Regions from separate parts of the Homo sapiens genome. Here all the other regions are linked to region 2. A link is a loop called in an ENCODE intact Hi-C map of the cell type or tissue named here. Cell type or tissue: PC-9. All regions are shown on one strand.

Region 1 (4,000 bases), 560 kb before region 2:
GCGACACAGTGAGACTCCATCTCAAAAAATAAAATAAAATCTAAAAAACTAAAAGAGTATAATTGGATTGTTTGTAACACAAAGGATAAAGGCTTGAGGTGACGAATACTTAATTTACCCTGATGTGATTATTATGCATTGCATGCCTGTATCAAAACATCTCATGTAGGCTGGGCACGGTCATCTTTTTAAAATAATAATTTTTAGGCCTGGTGCGGTGGCTCACGCCTGTAATCCCAGCACTTTGGGAGGCCCAGGCAGGTGGATCACTTGAGGCCAGCCTGGCCAACATGGCAAAGCCCTGTCTCTCCTAAAAACACATAAATTAGCCAGGCGTGGTGGCACTGCCCATAGTCCCAGCTACTTGGGAGGAGAGGTTGCAGTGAGCCAAGATCACGCCACTGCACTCCAGCCTGGGCAACATTCTCACTCATAGGTGGGAATTGAACAATGAGAACACATGGACACAGGAAGGGGAACATCACACTCCGGGGACTGTTGTGGGATGGGGGGAGGGGGGAGGGATAGCATCAGGAGATATACCTAATGTTAAATGACGAGTTAATGGGTGCAGCATACCAACATGGCACATGTATACATATGTAACAAACCTGCACATTGTGCACATGTACCCTAAAACTTAAAGTATAATAATAATAAAATTTAAAAAAATTCTCATGTAACCCAATATATACCTACTAAGTACCCACAACAATGAAAACATTTTAAAAATGGGAGAAATTTTTTTAAAAAGGAAAAAAAAAGAGACAAGCATTTTCTACATATTTGAGGATTTAGATTCACGGGATTGAATTGGGAAGAGTTTTTTGTTGTTTTTGTTTTTGTTTGAGACAGAGTCTCGCTCTGCCACCCAGGCTGGAATGCAGTGGTGCGATCTCAGCTCACTGCAACCTCTGCTTCCCAGGTTCGAGTGATTCTCCTGCCTTAGCCTCCCAAGTAGCTGGGATTACAGGTGCCCGCCAGTATGCCCAGATAATTTTTTGTATTTTTAGTAGAGACAGGGTTTCACAATGTTGGCCAGGCTGGTCTCAAACTCGTGACCTTGTGATTTGCCCGCTGGGTTCTGTTTTCAGAGTGAAAGACTAGCATCTTATGTTATCTTTCTATTGGGCTCATTAGATCTGTAACCCTGTCTGATGGGTTTGATTATAGCATCCTACAGCATAATTTTAAACAAGATATAGAAGGGAGAAATTCCTTCTCAAGTAGGGTACAGCAGTGGTTCTTAAACCTTAATGTGCATAAGAATTGCCTCACCTCCAGAAATGCCAATTCAGAAGGTTGTGGGGTGGGGCCCAGAATTCTTCATCTTAAACAAACTCTTCAGGATATTTTTATGCAGGTGGTCCACTTGGAAAAATACTTGGATTGTACTTGATAGAATGTCCTGACCTAGTTCTCTGGCTCCCTGGGTATTACATCAAAGGAACACTTGTAAAGGGGCAGAACTACCGATTTCATGAGTCCCAGGTGGAGAACAAGCAAAGACTGAAAAATAAACCGCATGAAGGTGCAGACAAGACATTTCTGGTACTCTGCAAAGCTCCCTGGAGAGAGAATGCAAAACCCTTGATTTCCTGACTTTAATAGTAAAACAACAAGCATCCCCCCACCCCACCCACCCTGCGCCATCCACACACACTTTGCCAGGACGTGCTGGATGCGCCCTCTAACCTCTAGGGGGAGCACAAGGATTTCCTCACACTAACGCCTTTGCTGTGGGAAAAAAATATACACGTCAAGGAGACTTTGGGGCTTAATTATTGCTAAGGGTGAAGTTTAACAAGAATGTAAGGACCTAAGAGATTGGAAGCATTTGCTCACCCATGGACTTTCCTTTCCTGCTTGTTCCTATTTAAATCTTTGGATTTTGGCCGGACGCAGTGGCTCACGCCTGAAATGCCAGCACCTTGGGAGGCCGAGGAGGGCAGATCACTTGAGGTCAGGAGTTCGAGACCAGCCTGGCCAAAATGGTGAAACCCCATCTCTACTAAAAATACAAAAATTAGCCAGGCGCGGTGGTGGGCGCCTGTAATCCCAGCTACTCAGGAGGTTGAGGCAGGAGGATGACTTGAACCCGGAAGGTAGAGGTTGCAGTGAGCCCAGATCGCACCACTGCACTCCAGCCTGGGCGACAAAAAGAGACCCTGTCTTTAAATACATAAATAAGATTAAATAAATCTTTGGATTTTAAAAAGTGGTTCTCTGGCCAGGTGCAGTGGCTCACGCCTATAATTTCAGCACTTTGGGAGGCTGAGGCGGGTGGATCACCTGCGGTCAGGAGTTCAAGACCAGCCTGACCACCATGGTGAAATCCCATCTCTACAAAAATACAAAAATTAGCCAGGCATGGTGGCGTGCGGCTGTAATCCCAGCTATTTGAGAAGCTGAGGCAGAAGAATCACTTGACCCAGGAGGCGGAGGTTGCAGTGAGCTGAGACTGTGACACTGCACTCCAGCCTGGGCGACAGAGTGAGACTCCATCTCAAAAAAAAAAAAAAAAAAAAAAGGTGGTTCTCTGAGGTAGCCCTGAGATAGCCTGGGGTGGATTTGTCAGGGTTGTTAAAGAAAAAATTATTCAGGCCAGGTGTGGTGGCTCACATCTGTAATCCCAACACTTTAGGAGGCTGAGGCGGGTGGATCACCTGAGGTCAGGAGTTCGAGAGCAGCCTGGCCAACATGGGGAAACCCCATCTCTACTAAAAATACAAAAATTAGCCAGGCTTGGTTGCGTGTGTCTGTAATCCCAGCTACTCAGGAGGCTGAGGCAAGAGAATCACTTGAACCCAGGAGGCAGAGGTTGCAGTGAGCTGAGACTGCACCACTGCACTCCAGCCTGGGCAACAAAGCAAGACTCTGTCTCAAAAAACAAGAAAAAAAAGAAAAAATTATTCTGACCTGTGCTAAAGAACAGTAAGACAGACTTTATTCTGGGGAACTGCTGCAATGGAGTCTGGGAGTTGGGGAGAGAGGTTGGGCTCAACCCTCAATCCAACAAGGACAAGTGGGAATTTTTAGCCAAGGAGCAGAGTGAGGGGGTCAATGGATGGAAAATTACTAAGAGCAGATAAGAGGATTCTTGCTAAACAAACTTAATAGGATTGTTGCTAAAGGCAACCCAAGGACTTAGACACTGTGGGTGGAGGATGAAGAAGCCAGCTATCAAGGGTGTGAGGGTATCACTACAGTCACTGAGCAGGATTCTCACTGAAACTGGGCTATGCAGGCCCAGCAAGGACAGGGCCAAGGCCTAGTGCAGAGGACCGTCAGAGGAGCATGACTAAAGTTCAGCCGAGGAGAAACTCTTGGTCAGGATTTATAGATAAAGGGCTCTTTTTCTCTTGGTTTCCCTTTCTTTTTATTTACCCTTCCTAGGGTAAAATCAAAGTGTGACCCTGAGGGTAAAGTACCTGGGAGGCCTACTTTTTACCTAGGCCTTGATCTTGAAGTCCTGCCTGGCTTAGCAGAAGATTAGAGAGGGAATGGGGCCACATTTCCAGCCTGCAAAACAGTAACTAATGTTCTTATTCTCCATTTATAGATATTTTCTCAAAGATCTAGTGGGTTGTCCACCTAGAATCCAAAGTTTCTCTTTCACACATACAACTAACTTTGATGATACAGCATTTGACTGAAATAGTAAACACAGACACACAAACACACACAAGTGTACACACACACATACACATAATGATTTAGAAAGTAGGTATCTAAATATTGAAGCGCCTTTGCTTTTCTAGACCTAGAAAATAGATTAAATAATACACCTACTTTTTTTTTTTTTTTTTTTTGAGTCGGAGTCTCCCTCTGTTGCCCAGGCTGGAGTGCAGTGGTGTGATCTTGGCTCACTGCAACCTCCACCTCCAAGGTTCAAGCAATTCTTCTGTCTCAGCCTCCTGAGTAGCTGGGATTACAGGCATGTGCCACCACACCCTGATAATTTTTGTATTTTTAGTAGAAATGGGGTTTCACCATGTTG
Region 2 (4,000 bases):
ATTAACTTTTAACGCCTAAAAGGCTGTAGTATATTTTCAGTATTACTAGAATGATCATATTATTTATTTTCTAAACAAGGACGCTTTGAGAGTGAAAAGATGTGCTATTATGACAGGACAAGAGGCCTAACCAGCACATGTGGTTACCCTAAGTATAACCCATTTAGCCATGGTTATGATGCAATTTTAAAGTTTTAGAAGGAAGTATGTTAAATCAGTAGTTCTCAATTTTGTGTGTATCAGAGTCACTTCTAAAGCTTTCTTGAAATGCACATATGATTTCAAGCCCCCAGAGATTCTGATTCACTGGGTTTATTGTGGGGCTTGGGAATCTGTTTTTTTTTGTTTCAGTTTCAGTGTTTATTCAGATGGATAATCAAGGTGAGAACCACAGATATAAACTGGTAATTCTTACTTATAAGCGAATGTAAAAAAATTTCCTTCTTTATAAGTCTGTTGGTTATAATAATTAATGTGAAAATCTACTTCATTAAATGGGGTCTATTGATCATTTCTTTGTCTGGAATAAATCAATAAATAATACATTGCTGTTATATATGTAATTAACATGTTGTGGCAAACATAAATGTTATGGGTAACATTTACTACCTAAAATGCCTTCTAGTGGCTAATTATTTGTTTTGCCTAATAGTTTCTGAGTTTTAATTTTTTTAAACTTAGGCTTTTGCACTTAAAATAGGACCATATAATATGTTCATTAACTGTGTATATCCTTTTAAAGAAGAAATAGAAACGTGATTGTTTATGTTGTTTGAAGATGGTAGTATATTCCTATTTCCTCGGAAATGGAAGACATAATTCACATTCTATAATCATATACTTAGATTACTTTGTTAACTCTTTATAACTTTGAGCTAGTGTTCTATACATTATTGAATTAATGAAATGGGTATATATGCAAAAGGAAAAGATAATTTTTTTCCAGGTTTCTTTGAGAAATAGAAAATAAAACGAGACACTAGTGGTAAATTTGGTTATCTGAAGAATTATTTGTGAGATAGATCACTGTCATGGAACAATGTTAATGCGTAATCTGCTTATAGTCTTCTGAATTAAGTTCTTCTAGGTCATATTAAGTTTTTCCCTAACTTTGAATAGGTTTTTCTTAGTAATCACCATTTTTAGTTCAGTATTTAAGTGTTCTATAAGGTCATTGTGAGGTATAAAAAGATAAATAGGCCAGGTGTGATGACTCATGCCTGTAATACCAGCACTTTGGGAGGGTGAGGCAGGAGGATTGAGGCTAGGAGTTTGAGACCAGCCTGGACAAAGTGAGACCCCTATCTCTACAAAAAAAAAAAAAAAAAAAAATTAGCCTGATGTGATGGCACACACTGTAGTCTCAGCTACTCAGCAGGCTGAGGCAGAAGGATTTCTTGAGCCCAGGAAGTCAAGGCTGCGGTGAGCCATGATCACCCACTGCACTTCAGCCTGGGCAACAGAGCGATAATGCTGTCTCCCAAAAATAAAATAAAAATAAACCTGGTATTGTTTGTTGAAGCTTAGTTAGGGTCTAATATTCTATAACTATTGGAATGGTTCCCCCTACTGGCATAACTGATAATTGTGGCCAAATGCAAGTTTAATTGCCAACAGGGAAAACAATATGGCTAGTTTGAGCTTTTCTTCCTTTTTGTGACAAGGATGCAACAGAGCATGTGTTTTTGTATGTATTTGTTACTCAGATGAATGAAATGACTTAAAAACAGTGGGGCTTGATCTGTTGTTTGATTGTATCATACATTAAACATGGGTAATAAATAATACCTTATGTTGGTATAACCCTTAGATTATCAGTCATTTTAAACTAAAAAAAGAAAATTAATGTGGAAAATCAGTGGAAATATTTTTAATGTTCTTATTTACTTTAATATATTTGGAACTATCAGATGAATTACAATTTTAAATGATAATTATGGGAGTAACTGAATGTTAATAGTTGGTTGTACTCAGAGTTGGTAGTAGAATAGCTCTGTTTTTGAAGTTTCTGTTTATATACTATTTTATACGTGTTTGGAAGTTAATAATATTAGAGAAAGTCATTTATAAGTGAGTATGATGTCATGAGGACTAACCTAATGATTAGGAATATTGATGAAGGACTGAAATGAAACTATTATTCTTTTAAAACTTTTTTCTAAAGAAAGTTGTACGTTGTAGGCCAGGTGTGGTGGCTCAGGCCTGTAATCCCAGCACTTGAGGGTGCTGAGGCGGGTGGATCACTTGAGCCCAGGAGTTTGAGACCAGCCTAGGCAATGTAGTGAGACCTCATCTCTACAAAAATAAATAAAAGAAAAGAAAAAAATTATACGAGTGTGGTGGCACATGCCCGTAGTCCTAGCTACTCAGAAGGCTGAAGTGGGAGAACCACTTGAGGCTGGGAGGTAGAGGTTGCAGTGAGCCGGATTGTGCCACTGCACTCCAGCCTGGCTGGGCAACAGAGTGAGACCCCTGTCTCTTGTTTATTTTTTGAGACCCTGTCTCTTAAAAAAAAAAAAAAGTTGTACATTGTAATCAGTTAATCACATAATACATGGCTTTTGTTTTAAAGCTCATATCAAGGACATATTTAAGATACATAGCTTGTTTTGTTTTAATATTGTTAGCTTATGTTTTTTTTAATTAAAAATATTCAAAACATTTTTAATCTTAATGTAAGTATTCAGCCCTTTATTCAAAGTTTTGTTTGGTGATTTTAAATGGCTAGTTTTCATTTTGCTGGTAAAATTGCACATAGTTATTGATTTAGTATTGATTATGACTTTAGCTAAAGATGTGTATATTTACAAAACATAGTTGGTGCATGGAATAATGAATGTACCTTTGCTATCCTTCTCCTTTTGTGTATTAGGCTACTGTGGAGCCGATATCAAGGCCCTGTGCACTGAAGCCGCCCTGATTGCACTGCGGAGGCGTTATCCCCAGATCTATGCTAGCAGTCATAAACTGCAGCTGGATGTTTCCTCAATAGTGCTTAGTGCCCAAGATTTTTACCATGCAATGCAGAATATCGTGCCTGCTTCCCAACGTGCTGTGATGTCTTCAGGGCATGCACTATCCCCCATCATAAGACCACTGCTGGAAAGAAGCTTCAACAACATCCTAGCAGTCTTGCAAAAAGTGTTTCCTCATGCTGAAATTAGCCAGAGTGACAAAAAAGAAGGTACTCTAAACTACTTTTTTATATTGTTAAGATGAAACAAATACAGGAATAAATAAATATAGTTTCCTCATAAGATTATTTATGTGTCACTTTTGTAATATATCTGTTTATTCAGTACTATATATTCCAGGCCTGGCATATTGCCTGGCATATGGTAGTTGCCTGGTGAATGTTTTTAAGACAAATGAATGAATGTTCACTTTTGGGACATTCTGATCATCTTAATGTAGGGCTATTACTATCTTTAGAAAGTTGACTGTAATAATAATAATAATAGGTTAACCTTTAAAGCCCCTAAATCATCACTTACTAATCCTTTTTTTTTTTTTTTTTTTTTTTTGAGATGGAGTTTCGCTCTTGTTGCCCAGGCTGGAGTGTAATGGCGCAGTCTTGGCTTACTGCAACCTCCGCCTCCCGGGTACAGCGATTCTCCTGCCTCAGCCTCCTGAGTAGCTGGGATTTCAGGCACCTGCCACCACGCCCGGCTAATTTTTTTGTATTTTTAGTAGAGATAGGGTTTCACCATGTTGGCCAGGCTGGTTTCCAACTTCTGACCTCAGGTGATCTTCCCACCTTGGCCTCCCAAAGTGCTGGGATTACAGGCGTGAGCCACCCCGCCCGGCCTGTTAATCCTCTTAACAGGCTTGCAGGTAAGCACTCTGATTATATAGAGCAGGGGAGTGGGAGATGTAGGCTGGTAATTTATTTTTTTTGAGACAGAGTCTCACTCTGTCACCTAGGTTGGAATGCAGTGGCCTGATCTTGGCTCACTGTAACCTCTGCCTCCCAGGTTCAAGCAGTTCTCCTGCCTCAGCC
Region 3 (4,000 bases), 190 kb before region 2:
GGCAGGGAGTCAGCAGCATGGTGAGCGCTGTGTAGGGCACCTGGAAGAACTGGGGCGTCGGCAGAGCTTAGAACCGCCCCCAGCTTTGCCTGGTGACAGCGGGCGACCTCCCCCATCCTGGGTGTCACATCCCGACACCCACAGGCCAACGTGACATATCCCAGCTGGCCACCTGAAGTCGGAGCTAGGGTCCCAAAGGCAGGAGGGGGCAGCCAGTCCCGCGCAAGGCTGGCGAGTGCCAATGGCATGGTCCAGGCACAGGCGGGTGGGGAGGGCGGCAGCCCTGCCCCCACAGCACACTTCAGAGTGGCCATGGCCAGCAATGGGCTTCGCCAGAGCACAGGCCCAGGAAGGGGCCCTGCTTACCGTGGCCAGGGCCTGGAACAGGCAGTAGAAAGTCGTGTACCAGAGGCCTCGCAGGCTGGTGAAGGGGGGCAGGAACCACAGGAAGAAGTAGGCCAGGGCGATGAAGGGGGTGCAGCCCAGCACCCTGCGGAAGCACAGCCGAGGTGGAGCGGCCCCCCGACCCAGACAGGGGAACACAAAGGGCCCAGCCTGGAGGAACCCCACCCCTTCTCTGCCCCTTGAGAATCCCTAGGCTGGGGCGCCCTGGGTGGGAGCCAGGAGCAGGGGAGAAGTGGCCGATGGGTCATGGAGGCAGTGGGGAATGGGCGGCCACTCCTCGTGGGAGCTCCAGCTGCACTCTCAGCGCTGCTGGTGCCCTTCCCTGTGTGGACATTGGGACACTGAGCTGTACTTCCTCCGTGAGGCCTCGCATGGCCTTCAGCCCAGCCTTCCCACACTCAGTGCCCCAGGCCAGGCCTGGGAGTCTTGGAGGCTTCATCCAGCCCCGTGCCATCTGGGGAGGGAGAGTCCCCAAGAATGTCTCTGAACTCCTTATCACTCACAGTCAGTCCCCAGTGCACCTGCGATATTATCCAGTCTTGTCTCCTAACCACCCAGTGGGTTTCTGCTAGGAAATAGGGCTGTGACAAACAGTGACCTCAGGGCCAGGACCAGGTGCCTGGATCCTAAGGACTGAGCGGTTGCTCACCAAGGCATGAGCCGTCCAGACCCTGTCCTCTGGCTCCTGTTGATGAAGAACCCAGCCACAGGGTCAGCAGCCGCCCCAGACACTTTTCCCCCAAACAGAACAAGTGACACCTGGGCGGCAGGGATCTGAAACAGACAGGGGAGGGGATAGAGAGCTGAGGCCCAGCAGCAGCAGAGAGCCCATCCAGGCCTGCTTGCCATCAAGAGGGAGGCCTGGGAACCGGGACCGGAGGGCAGAGCCACAGTGTCAAGGGCTCCTCAGCCTTCCCCAGGATGCTGATCCCGGGGCTGAGTCCAGGGGAGGGAGCTGAGTGCTGCCGCCCTGCACACTCCCATTAGTACTCATGTCAGCCACTGCGGAGAGGACTCCAGGGCCCTCATCTGGGGCTGGCTCAGAGCAAGGAGGGTGCCTCTGGGCTGACAGAGGTGGACACTGTGTTTCACAATGGAAAGGATTCACTGGTTTTTCTGACTATGTAAATAATACACTCATTAGAAAAACATTCTGGCTCAGAGCAAGGAGGGTGCCTCTGGGCTGACAGAGGTGGACACTGTGTTTCACAATGGAAAGGATGCATTGTTTTTTCTGACTATGTAAATAATACACTTATTAGAAAAACACTCAAACTATGCAGGAAAATACTAAGCAAAGCTCATCTGAAATCGCAGCATCCCAAGACAACTGCCAGAATCGTTTGGATGATCAGCCTTTCATAGGCTTCTTCATGTGTGCTTGAGATTGATCAGTTTATATAAATGGGATCATATCAGACTGTCATCTTAAACATTCGTGGATACCTCATTTTATTATTTTATTTTATTTTTTAATTGAGACAGGGCCTCGCTCTGTTGCCCAGGCTGGAGTGCAGTGGCACCATCTCGGCTCACTGCAACCACTGCCTCTTGGGCTCAGGTGATTCTCCCACCTCAGCCTCCCAAGTAGCTGAGACCACAGGCACGTTCCTCTACACCGAGCTAATTTTTGTATTTTTAAATTTTTTTTTTTTTTGTGGAGGTGGAGTTTTGCCATGTTGCCCAGGCTGGTCTTGAACACCTGAGCTTAGACGGTCCTCCCGCCTTGACCTCCCAAAGTGCTGGGTGTGTGAGCCACCATACCCGGCTGGATACCTCATTTTTTTGTTGTTGGTTTTTGTTTTGTTTTTGAGAGGGAGTCTTGCTCTGTCGCCCAGGCTGGAATGTGGTGGTGCAATCTTAGCTCACTGCAACCTCCACCTCCTGGGTTCAAGCAATTATCCTGCCTCAGCTTCCTGAGTAGCTGTGACTACAGGCGTGTGCCACCACGCCTGGCTAATTTTTGTATATTTAGTAGAAATGGGGTTCACCATATTGGTCAAGCTGGTCTTGAACTCCTGACCTCAAGTGATCCTCCCTCCTCGGCCTCGCAAAGTGCTGGGATTACAGCTGTGAGCCACCATGCTCGGCTGGATACCTCATTTTAAAAATTTGGTTTTACTTACCCTCCATTCTCCATCATTCCCTCCGGTAGCCAACATTAACGAGTTGGTGTATATCCTTCTAGAATTTTCTCCATGCTCACATTTTAAACATGGACAGATACATATGTATATATACATATCCATCCACACACACACATATGGAGCCTGTCTTTGTTTTGTTAAAATGGGATCATTTTATATACTCTTCTCTAAAACTAACTTTTCTTTTTCACCAGAGCATCATGGAAATCACTCTAAGTCAACTGGTATAGATCATTATTTTGAATGGCTGCATGATAGTCTATTTGATAGTGATGTTAGTGTAGTCTGTTGACTTCTGTGGGCCACACTGGAAGAAGAAGAATTGTCTTGGCCAGGCACGGTGGCTCACGCCTGTAATCCCAGCACTTTGGGAAGCTGTGGTGGATGGAACACCTGAGATCAGGAGTTCGAGACCAGCCTGGCCAACATGGCGAAACCCCGTCTCTACTAAAAACACAAAAATTAGCTGTAGACTGGGCGCGGTGGTCCACGTCTATAATCCCAGCACTTTGGGAGGCTGAGGTGGGTGGATCACGAGGTCAGGAGTTCAAGACCAGCCTGGCCAGCATGGTGAAACTGTTGTCTCTACTAAAAATACAAAAAATTAGCCAGGCATGATGGCACACACCTGTAATCCCAGCTACTCTGGAGGCTGAGGCAGGAGAATTGCTAAACCCGGGAGGCAGAGGTTGCAGTGAGCCGAGATCATGCCATTGCACTCCAGCCTGGGTGACAGAGCGAGACTCCATCTCAAAAAAAAAAACAAACAACAAATTAGCCGAGTGTGGTGGTGTGCACCTGTGATCCCAGCTACTCGGGAGGCTGAGGCATGAGAATCGCTTGAACCTGGGAGGCAGAGGTTGCAGTGAGCCCCAAGATCACACCACTGCACTCCAGCCTGGGCAACAGAGTGAGACTCTGTCTCAAAAAAAAAAAAAAAAAAAGAATCGTCTTGGGCCACATATAAACACATAAAATACACTAACACTAATGATAGCTAATGAGCTAAAAAAAAAAAAAAACAAAAAAATTCATACTGTTTTAAGAAAGTTTACAAATTTGTGTGGGGCCGCATTCAAAGCCGTCCCGCCGCGGGTTGGACAGGCTTGGTCTATTATGTGGCTATGATACAGCTTACTTAGCCAACTGCTTCTATATTGTCGGGGATCTACATTGTTTCTCATTTTCCCACTACAAACAGGCTGCAGTAAACATTCTTGAGTACCTTGCCCTCATTGGCTTCTGGCTTTTTGTTGAGCTCGTGTCAGAAGTGCTGTCTACAAGGATAGTGGGAGCAGAAGCAGAGGTGGGGGTGGAAGGACCAGACCCCAAGGAAGATGCCAGCAGAGACTGGGCTACTGCCCACACTTACCTGTGCTATATCAAGCAGGAAAAGCTGCAGGTAAAAGGCTGTGGCGCTGGAGGCTATCTGGTTGGGGACCCCACCA

Evidence for each region. Hi-C counts contacts between places; a loop is a spot of excess contacts. Peaks named below come from ENCODE experiments on the same cell type or tissue, not always from the same donor. Only the 100,000 strongest peaks of a DNase experiment are listed, where the experiment ranks them.
Region 1: it touches region 2 in a loop (21-fold over the local background); 16 of 110 quality-filtered maps call a loop at or near these places.
Region 3: it touches region 2 in a loop (14-fold over the local background); 2 of 110 quality-filtered maps call a loop at or near these places.

The regions. Positions count from the first base shown.
Region 1 is chr2:24,380,295-24,384,294 of GRCh38, reverse strand. No RefSeq gene overlaps it. Among named protein-coding and RNA genes, the nearest start is that of ITSN2, 22 kb to the right of the region's middle. In PC-9, CTCF peaks have their summits at 1,575 and 1,799; a DNase peak (open chromatin) is centred at 1,744.
Region 2 is chr2:23,822,442-23,826,441 of GRCh38, reverse strand. It overlaps ATAD2B (ATPase family AAA domain containing 2B), which reads left to right. Exons shown (of 28, transcript NM_017552.4): 16 at 2,873-3,184. Among named protein-coding and RNA genes, the nearest start is that of ATAD2B, 100 kb to the left of the region's middle. In PC-9, CTCF peaks have their summits at 1,322 and 1,523 (motif pointing left); no DNase peak of the experiment used is centred here; H3K27ac peaks cover 619 bases.
Region 3 is chr2:24,013,335-24,017,334 of GRCh38, reverse strand. MFSD2B (MFSD2 lysolipid transporter B, sphingolipid) reads right to left here. Exons shown (of 14, transcript NM_001346880.2): 2 at 3,925-4,000; 3 at 1,055-1,179; 4 at 367-490; 5 at 1-49. Among named protein-coding and RNA genes, the nearest start is that of MFSD2B, 5.2 kb to the right of the region's middle. RefSeq lists enhancers at 153-708, 709-1,264. In PC-9, no CTCF peak of the experiment used is centred here; DNase peaks (open chromatin) are centred at 904, 1,564 and 2,204; H3K27ac peaks cover 2,227 bases.